2 separate regions of the Homo sapiens genome follow, and region 2 is linked to region 1. Evidence: read pairs that join two places in POLR2A ChIA-PET (ENCODE). Cell type or tissue: CD4-positive, alpha-beta T cell. All regions are shown on one strand. Links, peaks and the distances in the headings refer to the core of each region. The heading gives the core; the rest is flanking DNA. Region 1 overlaps LOC105375027 (a long non-coding RNA gene). Region 2 overlaps LOC105375026 (a long non-coding RNA gene).

What was found. ChIA-PET counts read pairs that join two places held together with the same protein. Peaks named below come from ENCODE experiments on the same cell type or tissue, not always from the same donor. Only the 100,000 strongest peaks of a DNase experiment are listed, where the experiment ranks them.
Region 2: POLR2A ChIA-PET joins it to region 1 with 13 read pairs; 7 of 35 experiments call an interaction of 5 or more read pairs at or near these places.

The regions. Positions count from the first base shown.
Region 1 is chr6:33,857,090-33,865,412 of GRCh38, forward strand. The region is part of intron 1 of LOC105375027 (a long non-coding RNA gene); the gene reads left to right. Among named protein-coding and RNA genes, the nearest start is that of LINC01016, 36 kb to the right of the region's middle. RefSeq lists enhancers at 4,039-4,088, 5,892-6,392. In CD4-positive, alpha-beta T cell, for the core only: no CTCF peak of the experiment used is centred there; a DNase peak (open chromatin) is centred at 4,192; H3K27me3 peaks cover 931 bases.
Region 2 is chr6:33,910,639-33,918,961 of GRCh38, forward strand. LOC105375026 (a long non-coding RNA gene) reads left to right here. Exons shown (of 3, transcript NR_187841.1): 2 at 3,450-3,573; 3 at 3,819-7,562. Among named protein-coding and RNA genes, the nearest start is that of MIR7159, 16 kb to the left of the region's middle. RefSeq lists enhancers at 4,003-4,072, 4,213-4,362. In CD4-positive, alpha-beta T cell, for the core only: no CTCF peak of the experiment used is centred there; DNase peaks (open chromatin) are centred at 4,253 and 4,666; H3K4me3 peaks cover 263 bases; H3K27ac peaks cover 723 bases.

The DNA of each region.
Region 1 (8,323 bases), core at 287-8,286:
AAGACCCCCTGGGCCCGGCCAGGGCTGGGGTGGGAGAGGAACCAGTCCCTCTGGATGTGCAGTGGGAGGCAGCACCACGTGCTCCCCGTCCCCCCAGTCTGGGCACCTGCATCCTCCGAGCTGCCCCATCACTCTCCCCCTTATGACAAATGGAGGATGAATAATTCACGGGTGGCTCTGGCTTTATGAAGTATTCATCCCTCCCTGGCCTCCAGAGTAATTAACTATCTGGCCAGCACACTGAGTATCTGTAACAGCCCATTAGCAGCGCCTTGCCCTACGTCAAACTGCCTCTCTGGCTGGCCCAGGGTGGATGGGGTCTTGGTTCCACAGCCTGGGTTCTCAGCCTAGAGCCAACTATTGGATTTTGCAACGAGCTGGAGGGTTGCAGATTAGATGCCTTTATGGGCTTCCAGAGGGAACGGTTGAGGTTAAGGAGGGTTTTCCGCCTCTGGGGCTAGCAGGGACTTTAGAGATCTTTCTCCATGTGTGGCTGAAGGGGTCCGGAGTGGGGAGGTTGCTGGCTCCAAACTTCATGCTAGTCAGTGGCAGATGAGGGAGCCCCAGTCCAGTGCTCTAGGCACTAATGAGGCTTCCTGCCCGTTCCCTCGTCTTGCTCCAAGTGCAAGAATGTCTCCAAAGGGGTGCTGAGAGACCGGAGACTACCCCTTTACCTTGCCCCAGGCCGCCCACCCCAAGGTGCCTGGGAAGGGGGTCTGGCCTAGTGGTAGGGAGCAGGGATACAGCAGAAGTGCCTAGTATTTCCCTGACCAGAGGCTGACTCAGCAGGGCATCAGGACTGGCTGCCCTCCCCAGCCCCCTCCACACCTGAATCCACTCACTCAGCACTTCCCACTTCCCTACCGGGTTCTATGGGCACCATCCCTGTCTTCCTGGAGCACTGGTGGGCACTGGGCAGGCTGGCAGCTCAGAGACCCAGAGCTAGGGTGGAGGGGGCACCGGGGCCCGCAGGAGTCAGAGGTCAGGCCCAGGAAGGAAGTGGGCAGCCAACAGCTTCCCTCATTCTGGCTGAGGGCCCACAGCCAGCCTGGAGTTTTTGGCTGATGTTTGGGATCCGTTTCCCCAGCTGGAGCCAAAAGGATGGGGAATGAGGGGGAAGAAGCCTACTCATCTCTCTTTTATTTTTATTTTTTTTTGATACATATTTTTTTGGCAACTCTTGAACCAGAATAGGTTCAGAGACACTCCCTGCCTAGTCATCTTTTAAAGCTCAGCCCACAGTGGTAGCCTGGGGTGGGAGTTGGGGGATAGTGACTGCAAAGGGGCGGGAGAGAACTTTCCGGAGGGAACTTTCTGGGGGAGATGGAATTGCTCTATATCTCGACTGGCATGGTGAGTACCCAGGTATCCACATTTGTTAAAGTTCATCCAACTGTTCACTTAAAATGGGTACATTTTATTATTTATAAATCATACCCCCAGTAAATCAATTTAAACAAGAGCTCTGCCCAAGGTCATCCCCTCCAGGAAGCCATTCCGGGTGCCCAGGCTAGGCTAAGAGCCCTCTGCTCGGCTCCAGCAGGACCCTAGACCACTCCTGCCTCAACATTAACCAGCCTGGATTATTAATATCCGATCGTGGCAGCCTCCTGTGGCCTGTGGCCCCTTCCCCTTGGAATCCCCAAGCCCCAGCGGTGCCGGGCATGCGGGAGGCACACTGGTATTGATGTGCATGGGGAGTGGGCATGGTGTGAGCATGCCTTCTCTTTCTTGGGCTTCGAGGTAAGAATTTGGAGTCAGACAAACCTGGGTTCAAATCCCACTTCTGCCACTCACTGACTGGGTGGCCTTAGGTAAGTGACTTGCTCTTTTTTGAGCCTCAAGGAGAGATGCTAATGAGCTGACCTCCCAGACGGGTGTGAGGCTTAGAGGTATTAATGCAAGCACTCAGCACTGCCCCGGAAGGCACCACTAAAGTGCTACCCTGCTCTCTACGCCAGGCCTCCTTCCAAAGGCCTTTCTTGCATGAACTCATATAGGACTCACTGCCACTTTGTCATTGTTGCTATCCCCATTCGATGTGTGAGGTAATGGAAGCACAGGGTGGCCGAGCCCTTTGCCCAGAGCTGAGCTGGTGGAGGCGGTGGGGTGCACGCTCAGGCAGTCTGGCTCCAGTCAGTCCATGCGGCTGCTCTACTGTGTCCAATGGATGGCAGCTGCTATTTGTGTTATATTATTTCTCCTTCCCCGGTCACCAGAACCAACTCCAGTCTTTAAGTTCACGGTGACAGTTAATGGGAAGCTTGCTCAGGCAAGATCTTCTCACCACAGCGTTTCTGAGTGGAAAACAGGCTGGGCCCCACTGCAGGCAAACGCCCTCATGTTGACAGGAGCCAGGCAGATTAGCTACGTGGACGGTTCAGCTCAATTCCCAAACATTTAGCCAACACCAACGAGGTGCCAGGCAGTATGCTAGCACCAGGGAGCAGAGGAGGGCTGGGAAGATGGAGGACACACCCTGGGCCTGTCCTGGAGGGGCAGAGTATACCCAAGAGGGCCGCCATACCCCAGCCATACTCCAGTTTCTCGTTTAACCCTCACCTGGTCTAGGCTTTGGAGGGGATGTTTGTCATTCTCTTTGACCACTCAGACCCTAAGAAGTTGGAGGAAGCCCCTGCTCACCCCATATGTCCCTGTTTCCCACTGTGGAATCCCAACAGCTGCTTTCCCAGACCCTGCTGTGGCCAGGGCAGAGACACAGAGCCACGTTCCACCAAGGGACCCGAGAGAAGGGCCCCTGAGCAGGCTGCTGGGGCGAGGGTGGCTGCAGGCACAGTGGCGTGGCAGGGGTTTCAGTGTCAAAGCCTCCGTGACGGCGGTGAGATGGGATGCCGGGGCCTGCTCCCATGGCAGAGGGATCTCTGTGATCTGGCCCTGCAGTAATTTCAGACGATATTCCTAATAGTGTAGCTGCTGAAGGGCCTCAGGCCCTCCCAGTGACTCTGTGACTTGCTACGTATCCTAGAATAAATTCCCTTTCTGCTTAAACTACTTGGAGGTGGTTGCAGGGGTGGTAGTTCAGCAGCTGGGCTGGTAGGGCCCTCATCCTACGACCACCTCACATAGGGCTGCTGCACAAGCCACATGGAGGGGCATGGGCCAGGGCCTGCCGAACCTGCAACCCTGCTCCCCACCCTGGAGCCCCCGCAGGACTGACGAGGAGTGCAGACAGCGGAAGGGGTGTGTGGTGGGTATGGTGTGCTGGCTCACTCACTTCCCATTCCTACTCTCCCTAGCTGGGCTTCCCTTTCTGCCCTGGGAGTCTGGAAAGCTAAAACTACACTTCCCAGACTTTCTTGGGGTTCTTGGGTTCCAACCATGTTGAGATTCTGCCAACCTGACACAAGAGACTTTGGTTTGGAGCTGAGCTGTGAGAGGAGGAAGGAAGGGCATGAGGTGTCCATTTTACTACAGCCAGTCATGACATCGGACATCTGAAGGCCGCTTTTATATCCTGCAACTTCCGGAGGCTGCAGAGGCAGCAGCCCGCTTGCCGGCCCCATTCTGGGGTGTGCTGTTGGGAGTTGTTCCTGGAAGCTCAGTTAGTTCGTTTATTCAGATCTTCTAGTGCTTTTGTGAGCCATCCACACCCCTTGATAAATGCCCTTTCCTTAAACAAGAATCATGGGATTCTGTCACCTGTATCTGAGAACCCCTTCCACCCTGCCCAGCAGAGTCCCAACCTTCATCTGTCCTCCCCTTGGCCTGGGGGCCCCTCCTGCTGCCACTGCCCAGTCAGCTTCATCCTCCCCAGCAGAGACTTCCTCACGGCTGTTGCCAGTGCTCAGCTGTTCCCCTAGACACCTTCTGAAGACCAGAGCCATAGAAATGTAAGACTCCTCAAAGGGCATATATGCTGGAGCCCTGCAGCTGTTCCCACCGGGCTCCAGCTAGGAGAGTTCACAAGCAGATGGGCTTTCTACCTGCAGACAGGATGTCGTTCAGGATTTAATTGGATAGAGAAGACTCCTCTGTAGCTAGTTTAAGCAGGAAGGACTTACTACTGGGTATTAGTTTACACAGAATTGTCAGAAGGGCTGATGACACAGACTCTGGGTTGGGCTTCCAGGAGCAATTCTTGAAGCCTTGATGCAGAAGTGGGTTGCCAAGAGAGCTGCTGCCTCTTCTGCAATCGTGAAGCTGCAGAGTCTAGAAGCTTCCTGCAGCTGTTGGCTCCAGAATTACATCCTGCCTGCCACGGTAAGGAAACTGCTGAGTCAGATAACTACCTGCTGAATCGAAAAGTTGCTGCTACCGTTGCTGGTTCCAAAACCATGCTGCTTCTGCCACTGTCTACACCTGAAAAGTGAGTGCCCCACACCCTGTCTCTTTCCTCACATGACTCAGCTCCAAAGTCAAGTCTCATGCAGGTGCATGTATATTGGTGACTCCAAATCACACCTGGAACCCTAGCTGTAAAGGAAGTCTTAGTACTGTTGCAGGTGGAAGACAGGTTGGGTGGGCCAAGCTGTTGCATCTGCCCTCTTGCCTTCCTGCCACTCCTGACAACATCCCCAGGGTATGCAGGACTTGAGGGCGAGCCGGGGCCTGAGAGATCCATGAGCTGGGAGCACCAAGGGACTGATGTTGGGTACGGCATTCAGCTCTGGATGGAGGGGGGAGGAGGGCAGTGGCACCACTATTCAGATTAGGGATGCAGAGTGTTAAAAGCAGGGGCCCCAGGTCAGCTGCTCCACATATAAGCAGACGTGAGTCCATTAGGGACAGAGAAGAGCCCTCATGCTCAGCAGCAGGAGCCCTGCAGAGCCCAGCATGTAGCTGAGCAAGTGTGATGTCCACATAGGGACCAGGAGGTGGTGGTGCCTGTGTGGAAATGAGCCAGCTTCCTGTGGGGTAGGCTCCAGTCTGCTGCCAAGCACAGAGCCCTCTCAAGAGCACTAGAATGGGTACAGGCTGCCAGGAGACCTAAGGGAGTAAGGGGCCACAGAATCTCCGGACTAGCTTCAGGTTCCATTGGCCTCATTCCCTAAGGTCACATGGATGCCAGGTTAGAAGGATCAGGGCAGAGATGGTGCTAGAGTTGGGGGAGGTTGGGGTGGGAGGAGACTGGGCTTGTGGCCACTCCCAGGAGCACATTTTCCACAGCAGCATCTTAAATAAAGAAGCCTGTTGATATTAAGACTGTGAAGGTTCTGACAGGGGTACTGGAAGTGTGAAGAGGATGCAGGAAGGTGGTGGTCCAGGAGAGGAGCCACTCCCTCTCTGCTTGGTGTCTTGGGGTCCTCATCTATGAAGATTGTTATCATGCCTCTCACGGGGACTGTGATAAAGTTGGAGATATGAGTTAATACATGGAACGCTCAGCACAGGCTTAACACAGACTAGGTGTTCAATAAATACTATCATCTTCATTAAACATTAGGCAGGGAAAGAGCAAGCCAGGTGAGAGGGAGTGCTTCTCATGTACACATTCCTCTAATGCTTAGAATTCTCAATTCTCAATGCCTTCTCAATGCTACACCTTCCCACAACCCTTACCAACCAGGCTGGGAGCTCCCTGGTGGGGTAGGACCAAGTCTTGATTCCGGCATTCCTAGCCAGTGTTCTAAGACACATTCTCATTGGACAGATACAGGTCACATGACTACTCCTGCTCCATCTCTGGGCCAGGTGTCCAGGTGCACCAATTGGCTTAGCCCAGGTCATGTGTTCCACCGCAGGGGGTAGTGAGTGTTTCCCCAGATGTCCAGGATCCCCCCAAAGAGAGCAGGGGCTCTTGGGAAGAGGGAAAAGACGGAGGGGAGAAGTTGAGGGGAAGAACCTGTGTTCACCATGGATGCCCGGAGACCACTGTGTAGGATTCCTCCTGTCTAGACCAGTCCTTCAGCCTGGGGGTGGGAGGGCCGTGAAGGGAGGGGCCCAGAATCCTAGGGAAGAGGCCCCTCAGGCAACTTATGTCTTCACATTCACGCCAAACAGTCTCCATAGAACCTGCCCATTTTGCCCTCTCAGCCTGCTGCCCCTGTTGCGTTGCCCCCACCCCTAATGGCTTTAACAAGGATTCTGGGGGGAGGTGGAGGAGGAAGGGCAGGTCTGTAGGCTTGTGGACAGGAAGACCTGAGAAGGGCCTAAGACACTCTGAGGAGGGACCCTTGGTGGATTTCTCTGGTCCTCACGGAGCCTGCTGTGTCATCCTGCACAGCCTCACCCCCACCGAGAGGCGCTTTATTTATGCAATCTCTTTCTTCAGGGCAGCCATCTTGTCCACAAGCCTGAGCACCTCCCAGATAGCTGTTCTCACCAGAACCCCCCACTAATCTCTGAAAGCTGCAGAGTGGAGCGGCTGCTCCCTCTGGGGAGCTCCTTCTCCCGCTCCTTCTATGCTGCCCAGGAGCCACCCAGTCCTTGCAAGGGTTTCATCTGGCTCCGTGGACTTACATCCTCCTGTGGGCTCCTGAGGCCTCTGTCAGCCAAGTACCCTCTCCTACCCCATGCTAGGCCTTCCAGGCCTTCGTGTCATGTGCGGTCCCTTACCAGGAATGCCCTTGCCCTCTCCCTCCCCTCCTCGGAGCACCCACAGCTGCTGGCACCTGCCTCCAGCCCTAACCACACTTAGGACCCTGTGCTGCCGTGGTCGCCTGGCTACTGTCTCCCACTGCAGGAGGCAACTCAAGGCCAGGGCCTGGCTCTAATGGCCCCAAATTAACACAGTGCATGGGACACAGTAGATGCTTCAAATCTGTTGAAAAAAATGAATGCACACATGCAGTATCACCCAGTGATGGCTCACTCTCCACCCCAAAGCCCTCCAGGCGACCCTTGATGGCAACGGGGTTTCTTAACTCTATAGCAGCAGCATGGGATGCTGGCTTTACACTTCCTGCCCATGGAAGTCCCCGGTCAGAGAAAGTCTATTATGAATGATCTTGTTTGTGGGCTGTAATGAGCACAAAACCAGGTGCCTGGATTGTTTTCTTGACTAATCTTTCCTGCAGAGGTTGTGCAGGGAAAATAAATGCACGTGAAGAACATGTAGGCAAATCACAGATTCTGAATCTCTGCTGGTCTGTGTGTGTGTGCGGGTGTGCGTGAATGGGTAGGTGTGAATGTGTGTGGGGGGTAGGTGAGTGTGTGGGTGTGAGTGTGGGTGAATATGTGAGAGAGGATATATGTGTATGAGTGTGTGTGGATGATTGTGTGCAAATGTGTGCTTGAGTGGGTGGGTGTGAATGTGTGATGTGTGTGTATGTGAATGTGTGGGTATATGTGTGGGTGTATGGGTGTGACTGTGTGGGTATGTGAGTGTGGTTGTGATAGAGGCAAGAGGCAGAGAAATCCTAGGCAGACAGGGGTGGGTCCCTGGTGAAACCCCACATTCAAGCCAAAAACAGCCTGAAACCTGAGACCCAGAGTGAGAACTTCTACTCCTGTTTGCCTGCTCTCTCCTGATTGGTTTTTTTTTTTGAATAATGCCTTTTTTTTTTAATAATACCTTTTTACCAATCAAACGTTGTCTTTCAAATACTACCTGCAGCCCGCCCTGCCCCGATCCTGTGCCTGTAAAGACCCCAGACTTAGTTGGTAGAGACTGAGACGGCCTGACTTCAGGGAAGAGACGACTTGACTTCAGAGAGAGACACCCTGACTTCGGGGAAGAGACAGCCTGACTCTGGAACAGAGACAAGCTGACTTCGGGGAAGACAACCTGCCTTTCCCATCCCCTCTCCAGCTCCCCTCTCCGCTGAGAGCTGATTCTGTCACTCAGTAAAATTCTTTGCTCTCATCACCCTTCAACTGTCAGCATGACCTCATTCTTCTGGGATGCTGCACAAGAGCTTGGGACCCACTGATTGCAGGTACTCAGAAAGGCTGTCACACTGGTCCTTTGCCCTCCAGCCACACCATGCAATGGGGCCAGGGGCCAACTGAGTTAGTAACATGCCGCCATCCATCAGGCTGTGGATGGTGGAACTAAAAGAGCTAATTAGCACACTAACACCTGCTCTGGGTCTTTGAGATCATGGGCATCCTTGCCTGGGTGCTGCTGCATTCCCCTTGAGGTGACACGCCTGGTCTGGCCACAGGCCTCACACGGAATTTGCTCCTGTGTTGGTGCTTGGAGTGGCCGGCTGGATCCTGCACTCACTCGCTCCTGCGAGGGGCTGAGTATGGCGGGCCAAGTAGACAGGGCACCTCTTCCGTGAGTCTGGGAAATGGGCTGAGAAAAATCATGCATCAGTTGTGAATGTATGGATGAGTGTGTGTGTGAGAGAGAGAGTGTGTGAGACGGAGTATGTGTGTGAGTGTGTGTGGGGGGGGTGTGAATGTGTGTGTGTGTATA
Region 2 (8,323 bases), core at 324-8,323, 54 kb after region 1:
AAGATGCAGACCTCCATGGCGGTTCAGGCCAGCTCAGGGAGGCTGAGGGACGGGCATTGGGCCTGGGGGGGCAGGGGGGAAGGATGCCTGGGAGATGAGGCCCACTTTTGGACCACATGTGACCAAAGGATCAGCAATCCAGTAGAAACCTGTCTTCTGCAGCCACTCTTTTGTAGCTCTGCAGGCTGCCTACTCTGGGGGCCTTGTCTCTGGCTGTGGCTCCAACTCCTGCCCTCCCCTCCCTACCTGCTGCCTGCCTGCCTGCACCAACCACAGTCCATGTCAGCCCATTCCCAGGCAGGCGGTAAGCACCTCTTCCCTGGAAACTAAGGTGGACACACACTGCCTGTCTCCCTCTGACTGTCCCCAAATCCAGTGACCTGAGCTCCTGCAGCCAGAGCCTCTCCCGACCCGTTCCTTATCCCAGCAGCTCTCAGCTGGTGTGGACTCACAGGCCAACCACCACAGGCTTTGGAGGCACACAGAGGACCACAGAGGCAGAGCCTCATTTCCCGCTGGATCGTCCTCTGCCCGGTGCTAGGGATTCCATGGTGTCATTCAAGAGTGCTGCGACATTTTTTATTCTTTGGTATCTAGGAATCTGCGACTTCCCACTTTTCTTTCTCATTCTCTGTCCACTCTTTAAGGCCTGGCTGGAGCCCTTCCCCTTCACGAAACCCCTTTTGTCCACTCCAGCCCACACAGTCTCCCCAGTCCACTTTTTTTGCAGCCCAGATTCATTTAGCCTTTATTATGCTCAGTTTAGGCGTCACTCTGTTTTACTCTCTAAGAGTTCCCTAGGCATTCTTTTTCTTTCTAGCAAGATGATAAACTTCTTGAGGACAAGACGTTCTGCCCCACCACCCCCCTCCTGACCTGGGGGGATAAATGAAGGGTTTTGGTAGCAATCAGGGAAGCTGGCCTACATGCTACCTGCCTGCGTATGTAATGGTGGCTGATGGTTCAATATTAATGGATACTGAATAAGCCTGGCACCTGCTGGAGACAGCGATGACATTTGCTCTCACAGCAGATGACAGGGTGATTGATGGCAGGCATCTCTGGGTGGAAGCGATGAGTTCTCCAGGGGCGATGAAGGGGTTAGACTGGGTGCTTAGGGCCCTCAAGGGACCTCAAGGGAATGTAGAGAAGCCTCAGGCAACCCAGGGTCAGGGGTGAGGGGACCAGGAAGAGAAAGTCCGCTCAGGAAGGGTGTAGGCTCGGACACTGTAGGAGGCAGATCCAAGAGGCTTCCTAAGTCAGACCTCTTGTCTAAATTGGATGGGCTGAGAGCTTTGGAGTCACTGCTTTGCATACGAGACCATGGGGACATAGAATCCGTCATTATCCCTGCCAGCTCAGCTCAGAGGTCAGAACTGAGGAGGGAAGTGGTCAGGTTTAGGGTACAGGGAGAGAAGGTAGGACGTCCCCTCCAGGGCCTAGAGCTGGGGACCACAGCCAGGCTCTGGCATGCCTGAAAACAGGGCACATCGCAGGTGGTCGGTAAAGACACGTGGGATTGAACTGAACAATGAGGGATTAATAGATTCTTCTTAAAATTGTCTTATGGTTTAAGGAGGGAACAGAACAGAGTTGGAAGTAGGGGACAGGAACTCAGATGTGATTTTAGCCAGGGCTTGGTTTAAGCTGTTGTGCTTCTTCTCTTGTGATACTAGTTTGAGCCAAGGGCAGCAGGGGCTGCTCCTGGTGAGAGGACGTGGGCAGGGATCCCATCAGAGACAAGCCAGGCAGACACTGTCCAGAGAGGCCTCTCAGGAGGCCAGGACAGCCAGCTGCTTCTCCTTAAGGAGGAGGCCTCTGCTCCACCCTCCATTCCTCCTCCCCTGGGCCTCTCTCCCTTTCTCCCTGTGAGATCTTCTGCTACTCCAGCCACAGGAGGTATAGATCCATTCCCAGAACAAAAACTGTCTGGCTGCTCCTGAAACACTTTTTCTCCTATGCACTACTGGCTCATCCTCATGCCTCCAGCTCAGCTTAGACATCCCCCTTGAAAAGGTCTTCTCTGAGTTCCTGTGGCTCCTGGGCCCATGCCCAAGGCTGCCCTGTCACACTGGTCCCCGTATTTTCTTCACAGCACTTATCATTGTCTGAATTTATCTCATCCACCTCTTCTCTTTGTTGGGTATCTCTCTTGCTTCCTTAGAAGGGAAGCTCCATGCAGGGTTGTGGTCATTCTCGACCATGTTGTGCCCCAGCTTCTAGAACAGGGCCCACATAGACAGTGGCCAGTGAGTATTTGTTGAATGGATGAGTGGGTGGATGACAGCACTTGGGAAGGCACCAAGTCTCAAGTGGGGTGGGATTGGGGTGGGGTCCTAGCAAACCTCCTTGTCTCTCATCCAGGACAGAATAGAGCTGTCCTGTGGGGGAGCTGCTCACTGGGGAGAGGGCCTGTTGGGCCCTGGTAGAAAATCCATTCTGGGCCTGGGCCGGCCACTGCTTGCCCCCTGACAGATGGTATGCTAAGCAATCTGTGAAATGGGATGCAACACAAGTTTCATTTGAGCCTGAACCCCCAGAGGCAGGGAGAAGAAGAACCAAAAATGTGTAGTCCTGCTCCCCTACCCAGGCACAGGCCTGGTGCCCTCGAGGGCCAGACAGTGCAGAGGGGACTCTGAGGGTGGGGGAGAGAGAGGCGTGGTCCCCGGCCTCTGATGGAGTGGGAAGTGTGGTGCTGTGCACAGTGAACCTATGGGGTTTACTAGACAGTGGCCTGTCTAGCAATGGGCAGCAGGGAGAGAGCAGGGTTTCCAGACAGGCCTTTAGTTAGGTGCCCAGGCACAGGCAGGGCTGTCACACCTGTCTGCCCCGGCCCCCGAGCATTTTGGGGATTTTGGATGGTGGCTCACCCTGACCTCTTTCCAGCTTTAGCACGAGAGTCCCAGCCCCATTTTCTTTCCTAGCTAACTGTACCATCACTGCCACATCAGGGCCCCCAATACAATAAGGAGTTAAAGGAAAAGAGGCTACCTTGAGATCCCCCTCTACCCGCCAGCCCACAGGGTTCCCCCACCTCAGAGTTCAGGAAGTATTGGTAAATGGAGGCAGGAGTGGGGCAGGGATCCTCGGGGGAAGATCTTAAGAACTTCACCATGGAATTAGCTGATGACACTGGTGTCTTTCTTCTAAGGGGTGCCTATCCTTTTTCTATGCTTGCTAGGGAGCTTGAATCTTTTCTTTTTAAGAGAGAAAATTTCTGGGCTTGGGAAAGAGGAGCCTCAAGCTGACACTGGTCTGAGTGGGAAAATTTGGGGCTGAAGTCCTTCCCTTGAAAATGTGTCTGCTGGGCAATGCTGAGCAAAATTCCACAAAGGAGAGAAAGGGTGGAGGAGGGCAGATTGCCCTTCACCTACCTCTGCGTCTTCTTTGCCTGCCCAGCCTTAGCTGGGCCCCACACCACTAATGGAATTTCCATCCTCATCCCATAGCATCCCCAAAGAACATTCAAGTCTGAGCCTCAAGGAGCCTCTGCGACTCGGTGTCTAGATCCAGGAAATGGAGAATGAGCCGTGACTTTGGATGCTTCACTCTTGTCCATCAGGCTCGGAATTGGTGAGCATCTCCCACATTACCGTCTCCAACGGAACAAGGTGCCCCATTGGACATTTCCTCTGCATGGACCAGCCATTCTCCAAATCTGCCCCCATGTCACCCCAGCTCCCCATCGCAGTCACTTCTCACTCCTTGTCCCCTGTCCCCCTGAGTGACAGGACTTTTGCCAGTTAGGTCCTGTCCCTGTTTCTGATCTTGGGTCCATTCCCCATGGTCCCTTTCTTGCTTGTGCCTTGGGATCTCAGGCCTGTTGAAGTAGGAGGCAGGACTCAACTTCAGACCAGATTGAAGACTGGCTGACACAGAAGAGGCACCAAAAGCACCTCTCTCTCCATAAGACATGCCCACCAGTGCCATGACAGTTTACCATTGCTATGGCAATGCCCAGAAGTTCTCACCCCTTTTCCAGACATTTCTGCATAATCTACCCCTCAATTGGCATGTGATCAAAAGTGGGTGTCAAAATGACTGTGGAACTGTCCCTGAGCTGCTACTCTTGACATGCTGGTTACAGGGTAGCCCGGCTCTGCAGGGACAGTCACGGAGCTGAAAAACTGCTGCCTAATGAAGCTGTTTTCTTCTACCACCGGCTCACCCTCAAATTATTTCCTGAGCGAACTCAAGAACCTTCCTGGGCTAAGCCCCAATTTTGGGGCTCGCCTGCCCCTGCATCACAGCTTCCTCTTCTGTTCACAGCTGCAACCGCCTACTCAACCTTCTGCGGTTCCTCTCCCTGCCCCTCCACAGTGGCTGCTGATGGGAGCTCTGGCTCCCTGCGTTTTCACTATCTCCCAGTCAAATGCAGAGTCCCTGTGCAATTTAAATGCTTCTCAGCTAAGAACAGAGAAGGGGATAGCATAAGGATATTCAAAAGATTCAAGAAATCTCAAAAGTGATCACAAAACATTTGTCTCTGACCAACCAGAAACATCGACGGGTGAGAAGGGCATTTCCTCTAGCTGAATTCTTCATGGGTCTTCAGGCTCTGTTTTCACTTTGGATTTTCTGGAGTCTCCTGAAGGTTACCTGAAATCTTGTTGGTCCTGAATATTGTATGTGGAGTCCCAAGCTGCAAGAAGTCAGTGGGGCTGGACGGGAGCCAAAATCAGAGACTCAAGCAGCACAGCTGGGCCCCATTGAAAGTGAGACCAGCTGTCCCAGTTGGAAGCTGGGGTATAGAGCTGGGGATGGGTGGAGGCAGTGACAGGCTCCATGTATTGGTCATTCAGACTCCCCAGTAGCCTCAGGACCCAACTCCCACAGGTCAGAGAAGACCTGGTGGAGGGCCTTATGCAAACCTCAGTGGGTGATGCAGGAGGGAGTTTTCTGAGCAGGAATGCCAACAAAAAAGGCCTTCAAAGGAAGGCCCTGCTTGGGACAATCCTGCCTCTTTATGGTCTGGTTCACAGGTTCCCCTGGGTGGGGTAATGGAATCCAAGCTAAGGTGTCTGACTTCAAAAGTTTTCAGAAATGCCACTTTTGTAAGCATCAGGGATTGGGTTTTCTGAGATGCAAAACATCTTTGTTAAGGGGTTAAAGCATCCTTAAGCTGTTTAGGTTTCTGGGGATACATAGACTTAGGAAGTTAGAGCAGGTGAAGTTGAGGGGGATGGGAACTAAGAATTAGCTCAAAATAGTCACCAATGCAGAAACCCAGGCACTTGGGACCCTGACAGTGGGGAAGGCAGAGGAGTAACTGTGGGGACTTGGGCACCCTATTAGCAGAATGGGGTAACAGAGAAGGCAAGAATTGCTTCCCAGGAGACTGGGCTGGGAACAGGAAGGGGACTAAAATGCTGTCCCTGGCTGAAGAGTGTGGAGGTATAGAGGAGCTGGTAGCAGGGCTCTGAATCCATACACGAGAGCAAGGACCAGTGGTTTCAGGGTGGGATAGGGCTTTGATGTCTTCATGGACTTAGGGTAATATTCACCACCATGGTGAATTCCACAAAGGAGAATTCACACAAAGGTCTCGGACCAGCCAGTTTCCATGTGAAAAAGCCATCTGGGAGCAAGGGAACAAACCCAGGAATACAACTGTATTGGGGGAAATTCAGCCAGACATAGGGCAAAATTCACCCCCAATATTTCATGTAGGTTCTTTTCTATTTTCCGTAAGTGTCGGCCGGTCTGAGAAATAAAGGGACAGAGCTCAAAAGAGAGAAATTTTAAAGCTGGGTGTCTGGGGGAGACATCACATGTCGGCAGGTTCCGTGATGCCCCCCGAGCCGTAAAACCAGCAAGTTTTTATTCGTGATTTTCAAAAGGGGAGGGGGAGTGTATGAATAGGGTGTGGGTCACAGAGATCACATGCTTCACAAGATAATAAGATATCACAAGGCAAATGGAGGCAGGGCGAGATCACAGGACCACAGGACCGGGGCAAAATTAAAATTGCTAATGAAGTTTCGGGCATGCATTTTCATTGATAACATCTTATCAGGAGACAGGGTCTGAGAGCAGACAACCGGTCTGACCAAAATTTATTAGGCGGGAATTTCCTCGTCCTAATAAGCCTGGGAGCGCTATGGGAGACTGGGGCTTATTTCATCCCTACAGCTTTGACCATAAAAGACGGCCGCCCCCCGAAGCGGCCATTTCGGAGGCCTACCCTCAGGGACACATTCTCTTTCTCAGGGATGTTCCTTGCTGAGAAAAAAAATTTAGCGATATTTCTCCCATTTGTTTTTGAAAGAAGAAAAATATGGCTCTGTTCTGCCTGGCTCACCGGCAGTCAGAGTTTAAGGTTATCTCTCTTGCTCCCTGAACATTGCTGTTATCCTGTTCTTTTTTCAAGGTGCCCAGATTTCATATTGTTCAAACACACATGCTCTACAAACAATTTGTGCAGTTAACGCAATCATCACAGGGTCCTGAGGCGACATACATCCTCCTCATTTTACAAAGATGATGGGATTAAGAGATTAAAGACAGGCATAGGAAATCACAAGGGTATTGATTGGGGAAGTGATAAGTGTCCATGAAATCTTCACAATTTATGTTCAGAGATTGCAGTAAAGACAGGCGTAAGAAATTATAAAAGTATTAATTTGGGGAACTAATAAATGTCCATGAAATCTTCACAATCCACAATTATTCTGCCATGGCTTCAGCCGGTCCCTCCATTTGGGGTTCCTGACTTCCCGCAACACAAGTGGAGAGAGAGGTGGCCTGACATTATGGCTAAGTTGATATGGAAGCATTCTGGTTTGTTCTAGAAAAAATGAAAGAGGTGGTGCAGGTAATCATCAGCTCCTGGTTCTGTAGCAAGGCTTTTGCTGCAATCCCAGGAGGTAGCAACCTAGGCTTTGGTTCTGAAAGAAGAGGGTCTACCTTCCTGAATCATTTTTAGGAGTCTGCTGATGGCCAGGCTTGGTGAGTTGGACTCTGTAAGGAATTTTTATTTAAGTGAGGTCTGGGTAGGAAAAGAGAAGGGAAAAACTTGACCCTGCCTGCACCAAAGGATTCTGGGAAGGAGAATAAAGAGAAAAACCCTTCTTCATGTTTCTGCTTCAGAGCAGGAGAACCATCACAAGCTAAGTAAAGTCAATGAAGGGCGAGTGGCCCTATGGCCACCTGGGCACACACCTGCCCCTTGGCCACCTTGCATAGGCAGGCTGAGGAGGTCACTAAGGCTTGGTTTTCCTGACCTGCCCTGATTCCACATGCTGTAAGGAGGACCCAGAAGGCTGTGTGGCTACAGAGGTGCCCAGCATGGTGGGGGTCACTTCAGTGTGGACACTAGACTGGACCGCGTGGAACTACAACCAGCTCAGAGCGCCAGCCAGAGTGCTGTTCTGGCCAGAAGGAGGAGCCAAGACCCACACCCAGGAGGACAATGAGCCCCTCTCTGCAGACAGGAGCCAGCCACACCTGGGGTCTGGGGAGACTCTTCCTGATTCCAAATGGGACTGAACTTTAAACCAGACTGGGCATTTGAGCAATTTTTTAAAAGCTGTCAACCAAATAAAGGAATGCCATTTTCTTTACCCAGTCATTGTGTTGGTTAAAGGTTGCAGACCTGGCTGCCTAGTGCCCACCATCATTATCAGGGTATGTAGCTCTTCAAGCTCCAAGAGGCTTCCTTAGCTGCCAGCATCCCCTGGTCTTTTCCAAGGTGTTGACAGGGTCTTTAGTGTTGAGAAACAGGGAGCAAAGTGCTGACATTGAAAAACGGGGCCCAGCCCCGGCCAGGCCTTGGGCTGTAAGTCCCGTGTCCTGCCAGACGGTCTAGGACCCAACAGTCTGGTGGATCAGCCAAATGTGCACCTCTGGGCTTGGACTTCAGAGGCTGAGCCTGGCTTACGACCACCAGCTCACACCCCCCAGCTCACGGCCCCCAACTCGGGGTCCAGATGACCTCAGGAGGCTGGGTCAGGGGACTGCCTCCTCAGGGTCAGGGGACAAGCCTTGTGGTCAGTGGGTTTCCATGGCAGCCCACAACCAAGGGGAGTAGGGCCAGACAAGAGTCAGCGATCACACACTAACCCCTCCTCCAGGGCTGGGGAGAACTAAGGGAGCCTCAACCCAGACTGAAGGTTACACCATAAAATAACAGACACTCAAAGAGCCTGGGGATCTCCTGACTGTGCTCCCAGCCTAGGACTGTGCCTGGAGTGGGGTCTCCAGAGCAGGGATGATGGCACAGGTTGGGGGGGTGGGCGGTGGGGAGGAGATGCCTCATGTCCACAGTGAGGAGCCACGACATCCCAGGAGAGTGGAAAATCTCCCCCGGGACTTGCTCCATGGG